2 separate regions of the Mus musculus genome follow, and region 1 is linked to region 2. The links are chromatin loops, found by intact Hi-C in ENCODE. Cell type or tissue: heart. All regions are shown on one strand. Each heading gives the region's core, and the rest is flanking DNA. Links, peaks and the distances in the headings are about the cores only. Region 1 overlaps Matn2 (matrilin 2). Region 2 holds the start of Matn2 (matrilin 2).

The links. A loop is a pair of places that touch in the nucleus more often than their neighbours do. Peaks named below come from ENCODE experiments on the same cell type or tissue, not always from the same donor. Only the 100,000 strongest peaks of a DNase experiment are listed, where the experiment ranks them.
Region 1: it touches region 2 in a loop (2.4-fold over the local background); 1 of 42 quality-filtered maps calls a loop at or near these places.

What each region holds. Positions count from the first base shown.
Region 1 is chr15:34,373,482-34,377,869 of GRCm38, forward strand. All of the region lies in intron 4 of Matn2 (matrilin 2), which reads left to right. Among named protein-coding and RNA genes, the nearest start is that of 9430069I07Rik, 18 kb to the left of the region's middle. In heart, for the core only: a CTCF peak has its summit at 2,006 (motif pointing left); no DNase peak of the experiment used is centred there.
Region 2 is chr15:34,304,627-34,309,014 of GRCm38, forward strand. It overlaps Matn2 (matrilin 2), which reads left to right and starts at 2,055. Exons shown (of 19, transcript NM_001358780.1): 1 at 2,055-2,282. In heart, for the core only: a CTCF peak has its summit at 2,485; DNase peaks (open chromatin) are centred at 2,085 and 2,385; H3K4me3 peaks cover 1,258 bases; H3K27ac peaks cover 692 bases; H3K27me3 peaks cover 358 bases.

The DNA of each region.
Region 1 (4,388 bases), core at 225-4,224, 69 kb after region 2:
CTTGGCACAACTGTAAGTAAGTGAATTTCATGGTTAGTGTGGTGGAATGGGGAATGGAAAGGGGAGCTCTGCCCTGCTCTGCCCTGCCCTGCCCTGCCCTGCCCTGCCCTGCCCTGCCCTACCCTGTCCTTCTCCTTTCCTTTCCTCTTCCTTCCTTTCTTTTTCTTTCATTTTTCCCCTTCTCTTTTTTTCCCCCTCTCCTTTTCTCGATGCCAATAGAATCTCTCATTGGGTCCTGGAGCTTACCAGACAAGCTAGGCTGGCTCATCTATCTCTGTCTCCCCAGTGCTGGGGTTACAAGCACCTGTGTCTGACTTTTTATATTGCCTTGGGATTGAACTCAGGTCCTCATGCTTGCCCGACAGGCACTTTACTATCTGAGCATCTTCCAGTTCTAACATCAGTGTTTTTTGAAAGGACTCCAGAATGTCTAATAGACAGGGCCACACAGTTATTCCTTGCACTTTGCAGAGTCCTGGCCTGTCTAGAAAATAATCAGCATTTCCTCATTTGCTCTGTCTGTTCTAAGTCGTCTGGTACAAAAATAAAACCACATAGTATCTCAAGTACCTTGTTCATTTGTTTTGAAATGATACTTTTAAGACAGTACACGAACCGGGCAGTGGTGGCGCACGCCTTTAATCCCAGCACTGGGGAGGCAGAGGCAGGCAGATTTCTGAGTTTGAGGCCAGCCTGGTCTACAGAGTGAGTTCCAGGACAGCCAGGACTACACAGAGAAACTCGGAAGGAAGGAAGGAAGGAAGGAAGGAAGGAAGGAAGGAAGGAAGGAAGGAAGGAAGAAAGGAAGAAAGGAAGGAAGGAAGGAAGGAAGAAAGGAAGGAAGGAAGGAAGGAAGGAAGGAAGGAAGAAAGAAAGAAAGAAAGAAAGAAAGAAAGAAAGAAAGAAAGAAAGAAAGAAAGAAGGAAAGAAAGAAGAAAAGACAATACACGAAAATACACGAATTTTCTCTTGTTATTACAAAAGCTTTCTCAGAATTTTGAAGCCAGGCAACTGTTAGTAAATGACTAACGAAAAGCCCTTATACCCACCTCTTCTTGCTCTTCCTGGTTAGTACATCTGTGTGAAGGCTGTGTGGGAGTGGGAGGGGAGTTGGGGGAGGGTGTCTAGTGACCCTAACGGAGCCAGGCAATACTTGGAGCAGAGACACAAGCTCTTGCCTCCTGCAGAGATGGCTAGAAGCAACTGTTGCCATGAGCTGGGCCCGTATTTTCTCAGCAGCAAGACTTTGTGCTGGCTACCTGCGAAGGGACTCTAAGTCCCTTCGCAGGTAGCCAGCACAAAGGATGACCCAGTGACTGCATCACCATATAAACACATGCACCATTAACATCATGATGCATGCTGGGGAGGGAGCAAGCAGGGTCTGCGCTGGAGTGCACAGCCAGCCAGTGTGTGAGGCCAAAACTCCTCATAGCACCAGGCAAACTGGCTGTCACCCTCCAGGCACACTGAAGCCTGGGACTGAGGGCCCTAATACTGTTCTCATACAAGTCAATGGTTTTCATTGAGCTATGCTGGAAGTCTGCTAAGGTCCCCAGAGCTGAGAATACCTGTGACAGATGCTGTCAGTCACACGAGAATACAAAGCACAGTTTGGATGGAGTCTCCCCTGTTGAACAGAGTTCAGATTCGGCAGCCTACTAGAGGGCTCTCAGCATCTGGTGTTAGCAATCCTTCCCAAGCTCTCCTGCCCCGTTCCATGGAATTCCCAGAGTAAACTCCAAATGCCAAGCCTCTCCTGGTCTCCTGCATATCAGCATGTCCCCTCCGTCTCCATTCTCCTGCTTAGACCTGAGCAGTTTAATATGTGAGAGTGTAAATCTTAAGTTTTTTTGTAAGGGCTCCAGCTCAAGCTGCAGAGAGATGGCTCCATGGAAAAGAACACTGGCTCTCTTCCAGAGCATTTGGGTTTGACTTCCAACACCCATATGACAGCTCACAACTTTTCTAACTCCAGTTCTAGGGGATATGATGCCTTCTTTTGGCCTGCTTGGGAACTACATTCATGGATGTGGTGCACAGTCGTTTGTACACGCAGGCAAGCACCCATACACATAAAAATAAAAAGTTTTTTAAAAAGTGCCCAGTTTATTTAATAGAGATCCGTTTTTATCATTTTGTCAATTTAATGTTTATCTGAAAGCACAATACAAAATTCAAAGGCCAAGTACTTATTTATGTATGTTTTTGTGTATGTGCACATGTGTGTGTATGCACATGTGTACATGTCTGTGGAGGTCAGAGGACAGCCTCAGCTGTTGTTGCTCAGGCACCAGGCACCTTTTGCTTGAGGGTCTGCCTATGTCTTTGCCAAGGGTGTGAGGCAAGCTAGCAGGGAGTGCCAGCGATTCTGTTCCGCCTCCCATCTCACTGCCAGGATTATAAGTGCCTGCTACCAACTTTATATGCCCCAGTACAGGGGAACGCCAGGGCCAAAAAAAAAAATGGGAATGGGTGGGTAGGGAAGTGGGGGGGAGGGTATGGGGGACTTTTGGGGTAGCATTGGAAATGTAATTGAGGAAAATATGTAATAAAAAAAAAAGAAAAAAGAAAAAAATAAGTGCCTGCTACCATGCTTGGCTATTTATGTGGGTTCTGGGGATCAAACTCAGGTCCTCATGTTGCCAAGACAGTAACTTTGCAGACTGAGCCATCATGCCCAGGAAGGGACAATTAGAGAACCTGCATTGTACAAAGTAAATGAGACAAATGCAGACCCGTGGATGTTCATGGTGCTAAGAATATGTGACAGTAGAGGGCTTATCCCTAGAAAAGGGGCTTATGGCTCAGCAGTTCAGAGCACTTCCAGAGGGTCCTGAGTTCAGTTCCCAGCAACCACATGGTGGCTCATAACCATCAGTAATTGGATCTGATGCCCTCTTCTGGGGTGTCTGAAGACAGCTACAGTGTACTCATATAAATAAAATAAATTTTAAAAAGATTTTAAAGGCAGGGGGCTTTATGACACCCCCTCTGAGGCCAAGGGGAAATCACAGAATGGGGAGCAGAAAGAATGTAAGAGCGGGAATATGGGAGAAGGACCACAGAATGCACTCTCCAGGACATAGCAGCCATTGAAATCACGCTGTTCCAGCAGCCCTGGCCGCCTGCACTGGGCCTTCACAAGACTGGCCATAGTTAATCATAGATCCATAGGAACTTATGGGCCCGACTCTTCCTTGCTGAGCTATTGCCTACAGATGGATTCCTGGGGAAGGACAGTCATTATCTTTAGTTGTATACCCATTGGTAACTCCATCCCCCAGGATGTACTGGATAGTCCTAAACTCAAGGTTTCACAGAAAGCCCAGGGTAAACTCAGTGGGTCACAGGATGAAATGACATGAATATGGGGAAGAGACTGGTAGGGAGAAAGAAGAGCGAGAGAACCAGAAAAGTATTACTTGTACAAAATTGTCAAAAACTAATTTAATAAGGGATATTTTAGTAACAAGGAAGGATGATGAGGCTGGAGAGGTGGCCCAACCACAAAGAGCATCCTGCGGAGGACCTCAGTTCAGTTCCATGTCAGGTGGCTCACAACAGCCTGTGTCACCAGCCCCAGAGGATCTGACCCCGTGCTCCCTCTGTAGGCAGCTATGCTGGTGAGCACATACAAACACACAGTTAAAGATAAACTCAATCTTTGTTTCAGTGGTACAGACTCTTTTTTTCCTTTTAAGTATAAAGATTAGAGTCAGCAGCTGACAGTTTTCTGGGTAACTGAGTTTTCATCACCCTTGATGTAGTGATGCTTTTTAACCAAAGGAATATCTCTTTAATTCATTCAGTCCCCTTTATGCTCTCTGGCTTTTGCTGATTTTAATGGCAGGATTGTAACTAGAGTGTCATTTCTGTCATTTCATGGCATCCAAGGAGTCTCCTTGCCAGAAAACAGCATCATCTTGTCTGCCCACCTGTGCCAAGGAGAGGCTGACTCACTGATGGGTTGAAGGTGCCTTTAACCTCTTCTTCCTCTAACGTATTCCTAAGCCCATGGCTGAGGAGAACCCCCATACACATGTTCCCATACTGCGTGTGAATGACCAGCTGCTCAGCACTTTGTGGATATGTGATGACTAACTCAAGCCAGACTGTCAATAGTCACTCCTCTGTCACTCCCTGTAATTTGGCTCGTCACTCATGGCATCTGGTGTCGATTGTGCAGGTGGACAAGCAGAGCACATACAAAGTTTTCCTAGAACCTTTCCTATAGTCAGATGGGAAGAGGAAAGGATGATGGAAATCTAAAGATCGGTGTTGTGCTTGGACTTGCCACGGGTCTATGTCAGTGTTCTGTTGCCATGAAGAAACACAATGGGCATGCCAACTCTTAAAAGGAAAATATTTAACTGAGGCTAGCTTAC
Region 2 (4,388 bases), core at 184-4,183:
CACTCTGTAGACCAGGCTGGCCTCAAACTCAAGAAATTTGCCTGCCTCTGCCTCCCAAGTGCTGGGATTAAAGGGGTGCGTCACCACTGCCCGGCTTGTTGTTTTTTTATTTAAAAGATTTATTTTATTTATGAGCGCTCTATCTGCATGTACATATGCATGCCAGAAGAGAGCATCAGATCCTATTGTAAATGGTTGTGAGCTACCAAGTGGTTGGTGGGGACTGAAATCAGGACCTCTGAAGAGCAGCCAGTGCTCTTAAGCCCTGAGCTATCTCTCCAGCCCCAGAATTAGGGTTTTTATTAGGAGATAGATGTCTGGTCTGCTGTAGCATCCTGCCATCCCAGATTGGTAATCCCAGAGTCTGGGAGTTAGCTCGGTTCCCTGCTACTGATCAGTCCTGTTTTCTCTCTGTCTCTCCTAGGATGGCCACTATCTCAGGTAATGTTTCCTCTCTTAAGGAAGTTATAGAAATCCTCCCTTCTGGGCTGGAAAGATGACTCAGCAGTTAAGAGCACCGACTGCTCTTCTGGAGATCCTGGGTTCAAATCCCAGCACCCACATGGTGGTTCACAACCATCCGTAATGACATCTGACGCTCCTCTGCTGTGTCTGAAGACAGCTACAGTGTACTTATATATAGTAATAAATAAATGCTTAAAAAAAGAAATCTTGCCTTCTATAATTTTTTATTAGATATTTTCTTCATTTACATTTCAAATGCTATCCCCAAAGCCCCCTATACCCTCCTCCTGCCCTGCTCCCCAACCCACCCACTCCTGCTTCCTGGTCCTGGCATTCCCCTGTACTGGGGCATATGATCTTCGCAATACTAAGGGCCTCTCCTCCCATTGATGGCCGACTAGGCCATCCTCTGCTACATATGCAACTAGAGACACAGCTCTGGGGAGTACTGGTTAGTTCATATTGTTGTTCCTCCTATAGGATTATAGACCCCTTTAGCTCCTTGGGTACTTTCTCTAGCTCCTTCATTAGGAGCCCTGTGATCTATCCAATAGATGACGGTGGGCATCCACTTCTGTATGTGCCAGGCATTGGCATAGACTCACACAAGAGAGCTATGTCAGGGTCCTGTCAGCAAAATCTGTCTGGCATATGCAATAGTGTCTGGGTTTGGTGGTTGTATATAGGATGGATCCCCGGGTGGGTCAGTTTCTGGATGGTCTTTCCTTCTGTCTTAGCTCCGAACTTTGTCTCTGTAACTCCTGTCTCTGTAACACAATGGAGTACTACTCAGCAATTAAAAACAATGAATTCATGAAATTCTTAGGCAAATGGACGCATCTGGAGGGTGTCATCCTGAGTGAGGTAACCCAATCACAAAAGAACACACATGGTATGCACTCACTGATAAGCGGATATTAGCCCCAAAACTTAGAATATACAAGATACAATTTGCAAAACACATGAAACTCAAGAAGGAAGACCAAAGTGTGGATACTTTGTTCCTTCATAGAATGGGGAACAAAGTACCCATGGAAAGATTTAAGTTTTTGAGTCTGATCTGAACTAGCATCTTAATGGCCTTTCCCATCCCAGTGGCTGGTCCAGGGCCAGTGGATACTAGTAATATGAATTGGCGCTGGTGGGGCTGTCCTAGACTGCCAAGACAACTTCTGGCTGTGTCATCAGTCATCTTAAGTCTCACCACTTCTTTCTTCATCATCGTGCTCCATGGATGCCTCCCGAAGAAAATGATTCTCAATTCATGTTATATGACTCCAGCTGTGTCTCCTGTTACCAGGAAACCCTCACCCCACTTCACTCCCGCCCCAGACCCACACGCTCCCTAAAGTCTCCAGTTACTCCAACCTCTGGAGATCCATTCATTCCACAGGGACTAGGGATGCACCAGGAGTCTGAGGGTGGCAGCAGGCAAGGAGAGCGTCTTTGGCCCCGAGCTGGGGGCTGCCTGTAGCGTGGGGCAGCTCTGACTGCTGCCTCTCCCCGCCTTCCCCGTCCCCAAAGAGGACACCCCTCCTTCCGCCCGCCCGCTTCCAACCCTTGTACGGCACCGCCTCCTCGCGCCGCCCTTTCAGGGAGCCTCCCAGGCAGCCAGCAAGCGCGGAGAGCGCACTGGGATGGGACTTGAAGGCGGCTTCTCAGGACACGGCGCTGGCGCGGGATTCTTGTTCGCGTCCGGGGATCGGTGCCCAAGGAGCTCTGCGGTCCTCTGCGGGGCGAGGCGGCGGACCACGGAGACTGACACTCACAGCTGCTCCCCTGTCTCTCTTCCCGGGTGTCGGCGGCGGTGGCTGCAGGTGAGCGCGGCGCGCTGACCCGGGAGCAGATGACCCACTGACCGACAGACGCAAAATCTGTCCCTCTCCTGGGGGACCCGCTGTCTCCCTGTGGAGAGTGGGAGAGAAAGGCGGCGCTGCAGGTCCCCTCGGCCGGGAGAAGTCCCGCCACGCCGGGCCAGGCGCGGGACACATGGGGCGGCAGTAGTACCCGAGGGCCCCGCGGGGGCGCTGTGCTTCGCTGCAGGGACACTCAGAACCCCTCCACACTGACCAGGGAATAGGGACTTGTTGAGTGGGTTTGCAGTGACAATCCTATCTACCAGGTAGAAAATAACTTGGTTCCTCCTGTAGGCTGGTACCTCAAGACCAGTGTCATCTAGATTTCCTTTGCTTTCTGTGTCCAGCTCTGGCTTCCTTGTATTTCGGAAGAGGGATAAGAAGAGGGCATTTTGTGTTGCTGGAAAACTGGACGACAGTTTGGGGAGAGGACAGAAAAATATGGGGACAAACCCTTGTAAGGTCTCCCGGAGTTGGTGTTCTGGAGATACTGTACAGTAATCACTGTGGCGCTCCCACAGTGCATCTACAGGATGCAATTCCCATTAGCCTTTGAGGAATGGACAACGAAGCTGTAAGGGTAAAGGACAGAGGTTTGGGAATCAGCAGGCCTCGTTCAAACCCCAGCTGCCAAGTTTACAGGCTGGAGTACTTGGAGACAACCAGCAACACAATGCCTCAATTTTCTCATGCATCTAGAGGGGATTATAATGCCTACAGGATTAAATGAGATTTCATTGAAGTACAGAGAATAGTTCTAAAAGTCTCTTACTGCTAGTGAACTCTGCTACCCACCTTTCTAGAAAAGGAAGGAATCTGTGTGAACACTGAATTCATCCCCTCCCTAATTCTAGGACAAAACCTTTTGAGGGATGCTCTAAGATGGCAGATAATGTATATGTGTTAGTGGAATTTTTGTGCAAATGTCCATTCGAGAACATTCCCTGCCTGCTTGCTTGCTTGCTTTCTTTCTTTCTTTCTTTCTTTCTTTCTTTCTTTCTTTCTTTCTTTCTTTCTTCCTTCCTTCCTTCCTTCCTTCCTTCCTTCCTTCCTTCTTTCTTTCTTTCTTTCTTTCTTTCTTTCTTTCTTTCTTTCTTTCTTTCTTTCTTTTTTTTCAAGACAGGGTTTCTCTGTATAGCCCTGGCTGTCCTGGAACTCACTTTGTAGACCAGGCTGGCCTCGAACTCAGAAATCCGCCTGCCTCTGCCTCCTGAGTGCTGGGATTAAAGGCATGCACCACTACGCCCGGCCCTGCCTTCTTTCAAAGTGATAATTTCACAAAGCCAGCCAAGATACCAAGGTGAGTTTGTAGCCAGGAAGGTTTCCTCTAAGCTTCCTGTTTATTCTGTTTAGAAGGTTTCCTCTAATGTTTGTTCTCTTAGAAACTCCATTGAAGAAGGAAAGGCTGCAGGTTTTCATCTTCTATCTCCCTTCTGTTCCTGCTTTCATTTCAGTTGACAGACTTCAGCTTCAGACCCCCACATAACCAGCCAGATCTCTTCTATAAACCCAGGTTTTGGAGGTTCTGGCTTCCAGAGTCCAGACCCAGGTGGTCAAGAGGCATGGGGCCTGAAGTTCATCGCTGAGGATATCATAGCATAATTGAAACCTGAGACAGCCTTGGATAACAGGCAGGTCAAACTCCTATTAGCTAAGACCACGCATGTCTGACAGCAAAAGGCTAGGTGAAAGCTGAGCATGGTGGTGCATGTCTATAACCCAACACTTGAAATGCAGAGAGGCAGGAGGGTCCGAAGTTCAAAATCATCCTTGATTACATAGTAACTCTAAAACAAACCTGGACTACATGAAACCCTTTCTCCAAAAACCAAAAGGGGAAAAAAAAAAGACAATTGGAATGAGGCTCAAGATTTTAAGAAAGGCAAAGAGATGTTGCTCCTTGAAAGACAAGGAAGAAAAATGAGCCACTGGAGAGTCTGAAAAACAATTTCCAGTTTGCCTAGAAGCAGTTCTTATTGGTAACTGAGAGAAGGCACCGAGATATGGGAGTGTGAAGGAAAGAGGGGGAGAAAGCTTGGTCTCAGGGGAAGCTGAGTGAGTGAGCAG